Linked DNA regions of Homo sapiens: regions 2, 3, 4 and 5 are each linked to region 1. A link is a contact called in ENCODE Hi-C or POLR2A ChIA-PET data. All regions are on one chromosome and are shown on one strand. Each heading gives the region's core, a stretch centred on a gene start or an enhancer-like site at or near the end of the contact. The rest is flanking DNA. Distances are from core to core; before and after follow the strand shown. Region 1 holds the start of UBE3A (ubiquitin protein ligase E3A). Region 2 overlaps ATP10A (ATPase phospholipid transporting 10A (putative)). Region 3 holds the start of PWAR1 (Prader Willi/Angelman region RNA 1). Region 4 overlaps ATP10A (ATPase phospholipid transporting 10A (putative)). Region 5 overlaps ATP10A (ATPase phospholipid transporting 10A (putative)).

The links. Hi-C counts contacts between places; a loop is a spot of excess contacts on that map. ChIA-PET counts read pairs that join two places held with the same protein, here RNA polymerase II (POLR2A). Pooled maps may share reads with other maps.
Region 2: a map of ascending aorta shows a loop between it and region 1 (2.6-fold over the local background). The contact joins the enhancer-like site here to the promoter of UBE3A in region 1. A Hi-C loop is called at or near these places in 1 of 168 maps with a recorded cell type or tissue (ascending aorta), 1 of 37 single-sample maps with no recorded cell type and 8 of 50 pooled maps.
Region 3: a loop to region 1 is called in a map of gastrocnemius medialis, with 9 times the contacts of the local background. The contact joins the promoter of PWAR1 here to the promoter of UBE3A in region 1. A Hi-C loop is called at or near these places in 12 of 168 maps with a recorded cell type or tissue (IMR-90, OCI-LY7, Right ventricle myocardium inferior and 5 more), 1 of 37 single-sample maps with no recorded cell type and 26 of 50 pooled maps. POLR2A ChIA-PET finds 5 or more read pairs at or near these places in 1 of 52 experiments (AG04450).
Region 4: a loop to region 1 is called in a pooled map, with 2.9 times the contacts of the local background. The contact joins the enhancer-like site here to the promoter of UBE3A in region 1. A Hi-C loop is called at or near these places in 4 of 50 pooled maps. POLR2A ChIA-PET finds 5 or more read pairs at or near these places in 2 of 52 experiments (activated T-cell and activated naive CD4-positive, alpha-beta T cell).
Region 5: a map with no recorded cell type shows a loop between it and region 1 (26-fold over the local background). The contact joins the enhancer-like site here to the promoter of UBE3A in region 1. A Hi-C loop is called at or near these places in 1 of 37 single-sample maps with no recorded cell type and 4 of 50 pooled maps. POLR2A ChIA-PET finds 5 or more read pairs at or near these places in 1 of 52 experiments (activated T-cell).

Annotation. Positions count from the first base shown.
Region 1 is chr15:25,437,721-25,440,342 of GRCh38, reverse strand. It overlaps UBE3A (ubiquitin protein ligase E3A), which reads left to right and starts at 1,319. Exons shown (of 13, transcript NM_130839.5): 1 at 1,319-1,854. RefSeq lists enhancers at 312-1,257, 1,258-2,203 and silencers at 1,055-1,394, 1,755-2,174.
Region 2 is chr15:25,792,177-25,794,798 of GRCh38, reverse strand. All of the region lies in intron 1 of ATP10A (ATPase phospholipid transporting 10A (putative)), which reads left to right. Among named protein-coding and RNA genes, the nearest start is that of MIR4715, 55 kb to the left of the region's middle. Within about 2 kb of position 1,323, at least 3 of the 41 ENCODE cell types and tissues checked have a DNase peak (open chromatin) inside an H3K27ac peak, as active enhancers do.
Region 3 is chr15:25,134,317-25,136,938 of GRCh38, reverse strand. PWAR1 (Prader Willi/Angelman region RNA 1) reads right to left here and starts at 1,297. Exons shown (of 1, transcript NR_022009.1): 1 at 1-1,297. The region is part of intron 61 of SNHG14 (small nucleolar RNA host gene 14); the gene reads right to left.
Region 4 is chr15:25,738,657-25,741,278 of GRCh38, reverse strand. All of the region lies in intron 2 of ATP10A (ATPase phospholipid transporting 10A (putative)), which reads left to right. Among named protein-coding and RNA genes, the nearest start is that of MIR4715, 110 kb to the left of the region's middle. Within about 2 kb of position 1,283, at least 2 of the 41 ENCODE cell types and tissues checked have a DNase peak (open chromatin) inside an H3K27ac peak, as active enhancers do.
Region 5 is chr15:25,716,231-25,718,852 of GRCh38, reverse strand. ATP10A (ATPase phospholipid transporting 10A (putative)) reads left to right here. Exons shown (of 21, transcript NM_024490.4): 8 at 454-671; 9 at 1,929-2,123. Among named protein-coding and RNA genes, the nearest start is that of MIR4715, 130 kb to the left of the region's middle. Within about 2 kb of position 1,317, at least 2 of the 41 ENCODE cell types and tissues checked have a DNase peak (open chromatin) inside an H3K27ac peak, as active enhancers do.

The DNA of each region.
Region 1 (2,622 bases), core at 70-2,569:
CAGTTGTCCTGGAATAACTTAAATTCTTCTAGCTTATTGTTGGTTTTTCAATGGTTGGTTATAGTTGTGAGGCGGATACACACACACACCCACACACTTGGCTATACAAAAAAGATGTTCCGAGACTGACAGTTAAAAATTACACTGCTGGCCGAGCACTGTGGCTCATGCCTGTAGTCCCAAAACTTTGGGAGGCCGAGGTGGGAGGATCACTTGAGGCCAGGAGCTCGAGACCAGCCTGGGCCTAACATAGCAAGACACCATTTCTAAGTTTAAAAATAAAAATAAATTTAAAAAAGATACACTGCTATGTACGACTGTTGATATAAAAAATCTGAATACTAGACATGGGTACTCATCTAGTACTTCAAGGGCTTATCAACAAAGTTGCAAGTTGTAACACTATGAATTGTTAGTGATACTCTTTTGGCTTTGCTAGCAAGTGTTGTAAAGCTATACACACACACACACACACACACACACATACACACACACACCTTTTAAAATGGTGACCCTGGTACCAAATATGACTTTAAATGGATTTAATTTTAATGGCTTTAACTACGTTCAGCTGTCATATGGATCAAAATTAGCCTCTATCCAGCTGGGGTCAACCAGGGAGCCACTTTTCTTAACCGACGACCTACTGAACGTCAACAACTGCAGGAGACGGGACTTTACCTTCGTCTCTGGTAAACTAGTTGACACATCCTGTGTTGGCAAGAGGCCTAAGTAGATGACCTTGGTCCTCTAAAATCTGGCCTGCACTCTCGGGGCACCCCTGCAACATCTACAAAGGCAGCTCCAGATAGAAAAGGGTTGGGGTCGAAAAGCCAATAACGGCAGGCACCTGCCCCGCCTCGGGGCTGGGGGGCTATTCCAGCGGCTTCAGCTAACTTTCAGAGCCATTCGTTTCCCAACAAAGTCTGAGGCGTTCCTCTGCTGGGTACACCAAGGGGCTCTGCAACCCTCCTGGGGGGGGGGGTGCCCAGAGGGCTTCCGGAAGTCCCAGGTTTATTCTTTCGGGTCACAGACAGCAGAAACTAAAAAGAGGGATTACCCTTTCTGTCCAGTCGCAAGATGGCGACCGAGCCTGGTGGGACTCCGAGGGGCCGCAGGCCACCTCCTCTTCCCAATGGCCCGTGCGCCGGCGGCGACGGCAAGCGGGAGGGAGGCGGGGCCGGCGAAGGAAGGAGGGGCGGAGCGCGGCGCCCTCCCGCGCGTCTTGGCCCCGCCCCACGTCCCCGCGTCCCGGCCTGGAGCCCTCGCCCGGCCGGGCGGCGCGCGCTGCCTGCCGGGATACTCGGCCCGCCCAGCCAGTCCTCCCGTCTTGCGCCGCGGCCGCGAGATCCGTGTGTCTCCCAAGATGGTGGCGCTGGGCTCGGGGTGACTACAGGAGACGACGGGGCCTTTTCCCTTCGCCAGGACCCGACACACCAGGCTTCGCTCGCTCGCGCACCCCTCCGCCGCGTAGCCATCCGCCAGCGCGGGCGCCCGCCATCCGCCGCCTACTTACGCTTCACCTCTGCCGACCCGGCGCGCTCGGCTGCGGGCGGCGGCGCCTCCTTCGGCTCCTCCTCGGAATAGCTCGCGGCCTGTAGCCCCTGGCAGGAGGGCCCCTCAGCCCCCCGGTGTGGACAGGCAGCGGCGGCTGGCGACGAACGCCGGGATTTCGGCGGCCCCGGCGCTCCCTTTCCCGGCCTCGTTTTCCGGATAAGGAAGCGCGGGTCCCGCATGAGCCCCGGCGGTGGCGGCAGCGAAAGAGAACGAGGCGGTGGCGGGCGGAGGCGGCGGGCGAGGGCGACTACGACCAGTGAGGCGGCCGCCGCAGCCCAGGCGCGGGGGCGACGACAGGTCAGTGTTGCCGCGGCCTGCGCCAGGCGGCGCTGGCTCCCCTCCGTCACTCGGCCGGCCTTCGGGGCCCGCTGTGGCGAGGTCGACACCCCCCTTCCCCGCCCCCCGCCGCCGAGGCGAGTGTTTGGGGGCGCGTGGTCCGAAGGGGCTGGTGCCAGAAGTAGGCCCCTGGTGGCCGCGGCTGCTGCAGCCGTAACTGTCAGTCCTGGCTGAGCGACGGCGGGAGGGTTTTGTCGCCCGAGGGGACGCGAGCGGGCCCGGGGCGGGGCGGGACGTGCGAGGCGTCGAGATTTGGGCCTCCTAGGAGCCAGGCTCTTCGAGCCAGCCGGGGCCCCAGACAGGGAAGGGCAGGCCCTTTCCTTCAAAGGGGAGCCCTTTCTCGGCGTTTTCAAGGTTTTTGGCTCTCTTGGGGAAGACATATTTAGCCGTGTGCTTGGTGGGTTGGGGTTTTGGGGGTGGATTGATGGGAAGGGAGGGCGGATGAAGTGGTATGTCAAGCCCAAGGGTTGTGCGCACAGGTTACTCTGTGTTACCGGCCACCAGGATTTCTGAAGTTGAACGTGAGTTATTGGCTTTGCCAGAGACTGCTGTGTTATATGCAGACCTGTATGCAAGCAGTTGGCCTTTTTTCCCCCCCCTTTTCAGTGTAGAAAATGAAAAGGATGCTTTCCTCATCTTGGTGGTAAAGGCTTTTGTTGGTAAAGGTAGAATTGAATGTACCAAATGCCTTAGTCCGTAAAATTTTAGAAATAATTTTAATACAGACAC
Region 2 (2,622 bases), core at 74-2,573, 350 kb before region 1:
ATCTGCATGGCCCTTCTCACTGTATTTTACCCAAGGAGGAAAACTCAGTTTGTAGTTAGTTCTGCGTTTCAGCCTTGTTATCCATTCTCGGAATATTACCGGGTAAAGTCAGTTTCGCGAGGGCACTGCTGCTGTTGATGCTTGACTGGGAAAATTGACGTCGGCTTCCAAGCCGGGATTCACAAAGGTGTCTTAGGTCACTGCACACTGTGCCCAGGGAAATCATGTCTCCATGGTATATTTTGATCCATGTGTTAAAGTCCCCTCTATTCCCAGGGCTGGATCTTCCAAGACGGGGCAGTGTTTGTTTGCTTAAGGTACTTTACTGATCATACTCTGTAGCCCATTACAATTTAGGGATATTTGCAGTAAATATGTTATGGAGAAATATTGTGATATTTTTTGGAGATATTTCCAGAGATTTTTTTTTTGCTTCTTATATTTATTTATTTATTAAAGAGGTTGCTTTGTGATTTTTAATTCTGCGTGGTAGGAGAAGCCAGCCTCTGGGCAGGGTGATGTTAGTAAGGGACTGATCGGAGGGTGAGTGCTTTCAGTAAGTTGTTGCAAGAGAAGCCTCAGGGAAAGGCACATCTGAGGGCTTTGACCCAGGCTGCCACCTTCACATGAGTGAGAAAATCAATCTGCCTGTCTGGCTTTTAATCCCCTCATAATGAAAAATGAGAGAGAGGGACCTTATAATCAGTGAAGCCTTTTCATCTTCAGAATTCTGATTTAGAGGAATCAGGGGACTCTGGGGAAATGGTGTCCTGGACAAAACCCTTCTCTCCCTCCCATACACATCCTGAATGAGGTAGCTGCTGTATCCCTGGGCATCTGGGGCAGGACTTGGGTTCCCTGGGTCCCTAGACAGCACTGGTGGGGCATCGGAGAACCCTGGGGTGAGTCCCACAGAGCAGAGCATCTTGGAGGAAACTTGGGCTTGCAGAGGTCTGGGGGCCTCCAGTGGAAAAGAGGTCAACTGTGCATGCAAAGGCGACTGGATGCCCTGGTTCCCCAGGCTGATTTTCCCTTGCTTCTGAGGGAGGATTGGGGGAAGTTATGTGCCCACAACTCTTGGGAGGCCACTTCACCTTTTCTAAGAAAGGGATCTGCCATCACTTTAGAAAGCTGACCCAAGCATGCTATGCTAACCAAAATAGTAACCACTCATCCGCAGGGTCCTGGCTGCCAGGGAGCGGAAGAGGGTTTGGACAAACAGAACTCACACCCAGCGAAGTGGAGCTGCTGGGGAAGACCTGTGGCCACTTACAGAGAACTACTTATAATCACTCAGGGAGCACAATGAGCACTTAGAAGGGGAAGTGGGGAAGGTGGTCTACAAAAATAGGAACAAAAACTGCACAGTACTCAGAAACTTAACAAGAGGCTTAGGAGCTTTATGAAGAAAGTGGCGATATCTTTTTAAAGGGTGTAAGTGTGCATGAGGCACTGCAGCATCTCCCAGGGCCCTGGGTGGGATGGGAAGAGCAGGTATGATTGCAGTGCTCATTCTCCCAAGAGCTGCATGCATTTCTATCTGGAGGCTTCTCTTGGAATTGAATAAAATGGCCTTAACATTTATGATGCCTCCAAATGAGCCAAGACAGTCTTAAAAATAAGATTGAGGCCAGGTGCAGTGGCTCATGCCTGTAATCCCAGCACTTTGGGAGGCCGAGGTGGGTGGATCACCTGAGGTCGGGAGTTCGAGACCAGCCTGACCAACATGGAGAAACCCTGTCTCTACTAAAAATACAAAAATTAGCTGGGCATGGTGGCGCATGCCTGTAGTCCCAGCTACTCGGGAGGCTGAGGCAGGAGAATTGCTTGAACCTGGGAGGTGGAGGTTGCGGTGAGTCAGGATCGCACCACTGCACTCCAGCCTGGGGAACGAGAGCAAAACTCCATCTCAAAAAAAAAAAAAAGATTGAAAAGGAGCAACTTTTTGTAACAGATATTGGAACTGGGGCTGCAGGTGAAGTTGTGCAGGTAAAGATGGTCTCAGCGATGAGAGCCCTGCCCTGGCAGGGGAGATGGAACTCAAAGCAACAAAATTGACATTCCAAACAAGTCTCCTGGAGGTGAATTAACACTCTGGAGGTGCCTGGTGCAGTGCGTGCTTCGTGCTCTAAGATCTGAATTCTAAACGCGGGCCTCACCCTCACCAGGCCAGTGCTTGGGGGGTTGGGGTTGGACATCCACATAGAGGCTGCAGTAGGCCATCTAACCCCCGGGAGCATTTGCAGGGTCATTTAAATACATGCAACATCTGTCACCCACGTGGGTCTGGGGTTGGCCCCCTTTTCTATGACAAATGACCTGCATGGGTGTTTGTTGAGGCTTTGGGGCATCCCGCCTAAGCCCTCCTGGTGGCTATGGGACCTCAGACTGGCTGGGGCAGGGGGAGGGCTGGTGGCCACTGTCTTTGCAGAGAGCAGAGCAGGACCTCCCCAGTGTGCTGGCCCAGGGCCCTGTCTCTGGGCTCCACCCTGAGCAGGTACCTTTGCATGAAGACTCCTCTCAGCGCTGAAGCTAATGGTGGCACTGATCCAACATACTGTACTACCATGCCATGTGGGGTTGACATGAGAAAGGACAAGTAGATTAATGGAACCTAATAAG
Region 3 (2,622 bases), core at 48-2,547, 300 kb after region 1:
ACTGCATTGTTTAGGGAATAATGATAAGAAAAAAAGTTTGTGCCTGTTCAGTACAGATGCAACCATATTTTTAAAGAATATTTTTGATCCATGATTGGATGAATCCACAAATGTGAAACCCATTGATACGGAGGGTCAACAGTATATACATATACACACACACACACAAATACACATACATACACATATGTGGCTGACTGTATATGTAATCTATATTATTACCCACTCCTTCAATCATTTGATAAACCATTCAAAATGCTAAAAATTGCATTTACTTAGCACATACCATGATCAGAAAATACAGGAAGCTCTGACATCAGGATATGAAAAAGACAATCTCAAAGAGCTCATAGTTTATCAAGGATGAAGAAAACAGTGACAGTAATTAAAATGAAAATAACTGGATGAAATTACAAACCAGTTCCAAACCTGACGACGCAATTTCTTTCTGAAGTCTTATGTGAAAGATAACTTTTCTCATTTTTTTCCCTCAATTTACACCTTTAACCTTGTTAGTGATGAATCTGACATTTCTCCACACCAGGGTAGAGGATCAGTGCAGAGCATGTTGAAGAGCGTTCCCTGTGGTCTTTGCCATGGCTAGTTATGGCTGGCCTCTACACTAGCTATGGCTCCCTCTGCAGGATCTTTAGGAGATGACCCAGAGACAGAAGATACCCAGCACTGCCATTTTTAATTGCAGTTAAATATAACAGGCAGTTGGTACTATTTTCCCTGGGGCCCACCCAGGACACTAGTAACTGCTTCTTCAAGTTGAGTTGCTAATACTGCATTTTTATGCCTGAGGCTCATATTTTAAAAATCTGTACTCTAACTACAATGAGAGAAACAGATGGCCCCAACGTTTTCCTTCAAGTGGTACTATTTTGATATATCAGGATGAAACTTTTTCACTTGTGGTACAGGCTAATAACCTTCTTATATATCAGATAGGTAGTTTCTTTGTCAAATTTGTTCATTTTACAGATATTAAGAGGAGAAAGGCTAATTTAATTTTACACACCCAATTCTACAACAGCCTGAAAATAGCATCAGTAAGGTAGAGGACAGGAAGGTAGGGTGGGTGTGGGGGCTCACACATAACTCAGTGGAAAGAAACAAGAAGAAAAAGAAACAATAATTTATATGCCTAACATTCTTTATGTTCCTCTTCTAGTTCCTCCAAGGAAATCCTACCATATGCCCACATTCCACATGGACCAAGGCAGGCGTTCCACTGGGGAGCTGGCAATTATTTTGAGATTATACCGAAGTAGTGCATGAACATAGCCTTGTGGATATCATGGCCTGAAGTCTTAGAGTCTTCACCAAAAAAGATAATGATGTATATGGGTGTGGGCAGCTATTCATGATGGTGCTGCTACAAAGAATTAAGTACCATTTCCAGCTGTCCTTCTGAAAGCAGAGAATAGCCCACAACTTTGTGGAGGCACCTTTTCTGCCTATAACATGTAAGGAGCCTGAAGGTCAGGTGGTAATGAAACTAGAAAATCTGCAATAGCCATATTCTTCCCAAGCCACAGTAAGATGAGAGAAGCCATTACCAATGCCTCCAGGCATACACTAGTTTCCTGAAAGGAGGGCACATGCCACAGGCCCTTAAAGACAGTCCATTTAGGAGGTTATCACCTCCAGAAGGAAGCCTGAAGCCAAGGGAAAAAAATTTTTTTTTTCTCTAAACCTGAAGTCATAACTTAGGTACATTGATTAGAAATGGTGCCTGATAATATTTCATATCCCAATAAGTTCCCTCAACCAAATTGCCTGGAAGCCTGGTGCTTCAAAGGAATTGTGTATGCAGATTGGAAACCTAAAGCCTAACCAACAAAACAACAGCAATTCTCTGAGGCTCTGATAAAAGCCTAAGTCATAATAGTCCACAAAAAAGGGGCTTTCTACCACTGCTACAGCTTCTAAGACCCCTAGAAAACGGAGCGCTTCCATAAGCAAAGCGGGAGCAGCTGGATAAACCAACAAATGAACTCCTTCCTTGAAGGAGGGCTTGTTGCTGCCCACCAGGCACCAGTGTTTATTTGGGGTACGTGGGATTGTTTGATAGTGTGAGCTGGTGGTATAAATGTTAACTCACATCTATGGGAATAAAGACTTGTGTTAGAGTACCTGGCACCCTAGTGGTGGTGGCAGCACTTACACTTTATGTAAGTGTACTTTACTTTGACACTTTATATAAAGTGTCTGGCCTGGACATGTTTGCAACAAACTCCCTTTCCCTGACTCCCACGGAATATTTCATTCCAGACCATGAAGTCCTAGGGGAGCTGGTAATCATAGTGAGGGAAAAGGACAGGAAAAATTACTTGAGTAAACAGCTAAGAGACTAGTCCTCAGAGAAGCTGTCTGCCTGAAAAAATCACAGCTACAGGCAAAAACAGAGCAGCCAGGGGAAACTCAGGCTATAGCTGCACAGATAAGCCATAGATAAGCAGGCAGGCAAAGTCTGGCATGGAAGCCCTTTATTCTTTGTATGATTAACAAGCTCCCAGCAAAAAGTTTCCTTCCCTTTTCAGATATGTACATGGTGGGCTCCCTGGAAGCCTGCACAGAAAGGAGGGGGCTTACCTAAAACAAACCCTCAGTTAC
Region 4 (2,622 bases), core at 34-2,533, 300 kb before region 1:
CACCTGAGATCCTTCTGAAATAAGCATTCGTCACCCTCTGACCATGTGTGTGCCAGGCACTGTGATGGTCTCAAGGGCACAGAGTACCTGTGCTCAGGGAACCTGTGGTCTAGTGAAGGAGGAATGGGAGCCAGCTCCAGCCACACCCAGGAAGCACGGGGTTTGATGTCTGCATGGGGACTAAGCAAGTTCGGAGCTGTGGCACCTGCCTACCCTACCAGGGGGCCGTCAGGAAGGCTTCTCCAGAAAAGACAACATCCTGAAATGCTAAATGAAGGGCACTTCGCCTGATGCTGTAGGATGGCAAGACAGAGGAAGCCATGCAGAAAGGTTTGGGCTTCCTCAGGGTTCCCTGCGTGGCAGGAATGGGTGCTGGGAGGGATGGTAGCCGAGGAGGTCAGCGCAGTGACCCTGAGCAGAGCTTTGCTGTTGCACGGGATGAGGATTGCATTCTGTAGGGCAGCAGCTGTCTCCAAGGCTTTGTTAAGGTGGAAAACTTCTGTGATCAGACGGGGATCATTCAGTCCAGGGACAAACAGGCCCATAGCAGGTGGCGAGACCAAAGCCAGGTAGACAGAGGTGTTGTGTTTGTCACTGAGAGCCTTCGAGGACCATGTCCAGGCGTGATGTCAAGGCTGGAAGTGAACCAGGGGGACCTCACCCTCCTTGTGACCTGGGAGTATCATGAAGGGAAATGCAAAGGGCGTTTTCAGAACGGGATCCAGATGCAGAAGACGGGAGTGTGTGTGTTTTCCACGTCTTCTTGCTGGTGCAGGCGGTGGCCCTGCCTGGCTGGCAGGTGCTGGCCCCTGCTCTCTGTGCATTCTCTCACCAGGGTTCTCTCTGCCCACATCATCCAGAGACCCAGACAGGTGGCCTCACTCACAGATTTCCACCTGGAGCGTTAGGCAGGGTCCCTGCTGGCAGCAGACCTGCAGATGACCCAAGTGTGCACCTGTGCTGTGTGCTCACCCAATGGCTGAAGCAATATGAACCTCTTTACTTTAGTTTTTTTATGATAGAAAAAAAATAACAGTATCCTCTTTAATGGACTGTAAATGCCCTTTCCAACATCACTGCTGTTTCAAGATGGAGGACATCTGTATTTGCTTTTGTTGAGTACTTAGTAGCAATTCACTTAATACAAATGTGAAATACAAGGTTGGTAACAGAATCTCCCCTGTGAATCAAACCATTCATTCAAGTAGCAATCTGGGCACTGCTGAATTAGACACACGCCTCCCCCATGTGGTTGAAGAGGGGACACAGCTGTTCTACCAGGAGGAGGTCCCAGGCATCAGGAGGAAACAGAAGCATGCCGCAGGGCTCTGGGCATCCCTGGAGCACCTGCTGCTGCGGTCTCTAGCAGAAACGCAAGTTCAGGGGCAGGGCTGGAGGGCTCTCTGTTGCACCACTGTCCTGCCTCTTTCTTTCCACCTAGTCAGGTCAAATCACTTTGCCCAAAGAAGTTTCAGAAATATCTGTAAGACAACAACAGAAACTGTGAGCACTTTCTTTCTTGCCGGTGAGATATTTATTTGAACATGTTGCTCTGCAGTGGGCGAACCCTTCACGGTGTCTGCTTCCTTTTGTCTGAGATGCTGGGGTGCTGCAGCAGAGATGCAGAGGGCAGTGCTTCAGCTTGAGGCTGGCATGTGTGGGCAGCACTTTTGCAGGTGATGCTGTTTCTGCAATAGTGAGTCTGTCATCCCAAGCACAGGGATTCATTGGAACCATCTCTGCATCCTACAGGATTGTGGACTTATAGGGCAACAGAGACCCCGGAGATCCGAGTCCAAATGCCCTCTCTTCACTTGCCAAAAGTCTCATATTTATTAATCAGAAGAACTAGCACTAAGTCCCCGGGCTCGCTCCTGATTTTTTACTCTGTTTTTGAGTGGGCTCTGGTAAGCCCACATCCACAGGCATTGCTGAAGATGGAAAGAGGGTATCTATGATCAGATTAAGGTATGTTGAGCTGAAGCATGTTTTCAAAATACTAAAACTTAAATTTTGGAAACTTAGAACTTTAAAAAGCAATTAAGGCCGAGTGCAGTGGCTCACGCCTGTAATCCCAGCTACTTGGGAGGTTGAGGCAGGAGAATCGCTTGAACCCAGAAGGTGGAGGTTGCAGTGAGCCAAAATCCCGCCACTGCACTCCAGCCTGGATGACAGGAGCAGAACTCTGTCTCAAAAATAAAAAATAAAAAGCAATTTAAATTTTGGGGGACGTTTCTATAGAATCTGTTACACATTTTCTGGCTTACTTGTACAATCTTTTTCTGTTAATGCCAGATTGTCTCTGCAGGTATTGATGGTTGAGCTGATAGCTCAGAGGCCAAGAAAGCTCCAGTCTGTCACTCCAAGACCACTGTGACCTTGGGCACGATACTTAAAGATCCTAAGTTGAAGGTGGTGCAAAAACTGACTTTCTAGCAGGGTTGCCTGATAATTGTAGGGCACTTAGCACAATGCCTGGCATTTGGCAAGCCTCCCCAAACTTGTAATTATGTTGATGGTGATGACGATCAGAATGGCAGTGCCCTCACGAATTACTGGCGAGGGAGACTTTATGTACTTGTACTGAAAGGTGCCAGATTTCTGGTCTATGTTCAACTTGAT
Region 5 (2,622 bases), core at 68-2,567, 280 kb before region 1:
GGAGCAGATGGTGGCCACCGTCCATGTGGGCAAGGAGCTCAGCACCAGGTGAGCACCGTCATCCCAGCATGACTGGAAGGCCTGCCACCCTCTGTCCTGCCTCCCTCTCCCGGCCACCTGCCACCCTACCCCATGTACACCTAGGCTCTACCTGAAGAGACCGGCTGGACGTCAACCCGTTCCCCTTCCCCTAAGTTGTGCGACCTTAGAAAGCTCCTTACGTTCTCTGAGATGAAAGTCAGTCTCTGTGAAACAGAGTTGAGAATATCAACCTCCCCAGGTTGCAGCTGACTGAGGATGTTCTCCGTGCCTTGCTATTAGAGAGCAAGGGTGGTGAATCCTGTGGGGCTGCCCTGCCGGAAGCCTCGCGGAACCTAAAACACACTGAATGGTTTCTTTCTGCTCCGCCCAGCCTTCCCCCATGATGCCTCACCCTGCGCCCTCTCCCCGCAGCGCAGCGTCTGGCCAGGTACCAAGAGGCAGACTCGGAGGAGGAGGAGGTGGTGCCCAGAGGGGGCTCGGTGTCCCAGCGCGGCAGCATCGGCAGCCACCAGAGTGTCCGGGTGGTGCACAGAACCCAGAGCACCAAGTCCCACCGGCGCACGGGCAGCCGGGCCGAGGCCAAGAGGGCCAGCATGCTGTCCAAGCACACGGCCTTCAGCAGCCCCATGGTGAGTGTACAGGGCCTCCTGCTAGGGTGCTGCCACGTCTCTTCCCCATTTTCACCATCCCCCGCTCATGGAAGGTGTCTATATTTAATCCTACAAATACACTGTCGCTGGGCGGCTTGGCTCTACTCAGCAGAAGCTTTTCTGGCCAACACTTTCTCTCCACTGTCGTCTTTTCCAAGACACTGACATGGCCCCTTTGCATGGCTTCTAAGGCTGGTTGATTGCTGGCAAGTCACCCAGAAAGGGTGACAAAGAGGAAGCCCGTGCTGCCAAATGAAGCAAATAAAACCTCAGGACAAGATGACAACCGCTAAAAAGCAAAGCCAACCCCTCCCAAGGGAGTTTTAATTAGACGAGCCCAAATCCATAAAATACTTTCTGCCTGGCCTTGTCAGCCGCCCAGACATTAATGGACCACCATCATCCAGCACGGAGAGGCGAGAAGTGAGCAATAACCTCTGAAAGAGCCTTTCACTTCTGAAATGTTTTACCAATGCAGCAGAGGGGATGAATCCCCCTTGCTTACTCTGTGGTGGCCTCATTCTCTCATGTGCTTCTAAACCCACAGAGAAGCTGCCATCTAAATAGGGCTGATTTCGAGTTTTGGACGCTGATTGGTGGGTTTCTACAGGGCCCCTGGGAGTGGGGGCTCTCACGCTTGGCAGGAGGGAGGCTGCACTGGAACAAGGTTTCCTGACAGCATTTTTCAGTATGAGTCAAGAGTATTTAAAGTATTCAAACTTTCTCGTCTAGCAATTTAGCGATTCAGCCAAGGATTGCTACATATGGAAGTTTATCAATGTGTAATTTACATCAGCAAAACTGAAAGAAATTTAAATATCCAGTGATAAAGGGATGGTCAAATAAATGATGACATATCCATTTTCAAGTTGTTAAAATGTGTTTTTAAATAATTCTTAAAAGCCTGGAAAAGTTCAGACAATTAATAATGTTTTGGAGAAAATGGAAACCACCAATATGTATATAAAATATTTTGATTATGTGAAATTTAAATGTAGAGCGAAAAGACTAGAGGGCAATGCTGAAGCATGGTTTTCACAAAGTGGATAGAAGCTCTGTATATTTTGTGCAATTAAAATTGTAAGTAATTTACAATTATAAAATGACATATATGTATATGAGAGATGAAGTTCTGTTTACAGCTTATAATAAAATCAAAGTACCTTAAATAGTCACGCCCCAAGATCCTCGGCAGGCTACTGGGTGGGACTCACTGCCAGCCTCCCTTTCTCCCAGGAGAAGGATATCACGCCCGACCCAAAGCTGCTGGAGAAGGTGAGTGAGTGTGACAAGAGCCTAGCCGTGGCGAGGCATCAGGAGCACCTGCTGGCCCACCTCTCGCCTGAGCTGTCTGACGTCTTTGATTTCTTCATCGCACTCACCATCTGCAACACAGTCGTCGTCACGTCCCCGGATCAGCCACGAACAAAGGCAAGTTCTGGAGGGTCCCTGAGCTTGACCTTGACCTTCTGCGCTGCGGGCCATGGTTGTCAGTCCTCCTGAGGGCAGGCGCCCTTCCCTTTCCTGCAGCAAGCGCTCTTGGCACATCGTGACCTAAGGGGGATGCGGTGGGGTGCTTCATACTGGGCAAAACAGTGCTTGTGGTTCTGCAGCGTTGGCCCCAGGCTATAGTGGGCAGGGGCTATGATTGGGGCCAAGTGGGAGGGGGCAGCCCACCAGAGATGACTTCTGAGCCTGGGAGGGGAGGGACACAGGGCAGCCAGATAGGCCAGCCTCAGGTAGGCAGGTGGGTGTGTGGAGGCCCTGCCTGCCTGGGTCCTTCCTTCGCTGCCTGGCCTGGGGCAGGGCCAGAGGGAGGCTACCCAGGACAACCTCCCCGAGCCTCAGGGTCCCAGATCCACACAGGAGAGAGGACAAGACAGGCCGGGGGCCCAGCTTCTGGGACGAGGAGCTTGCACATGGACCCTGA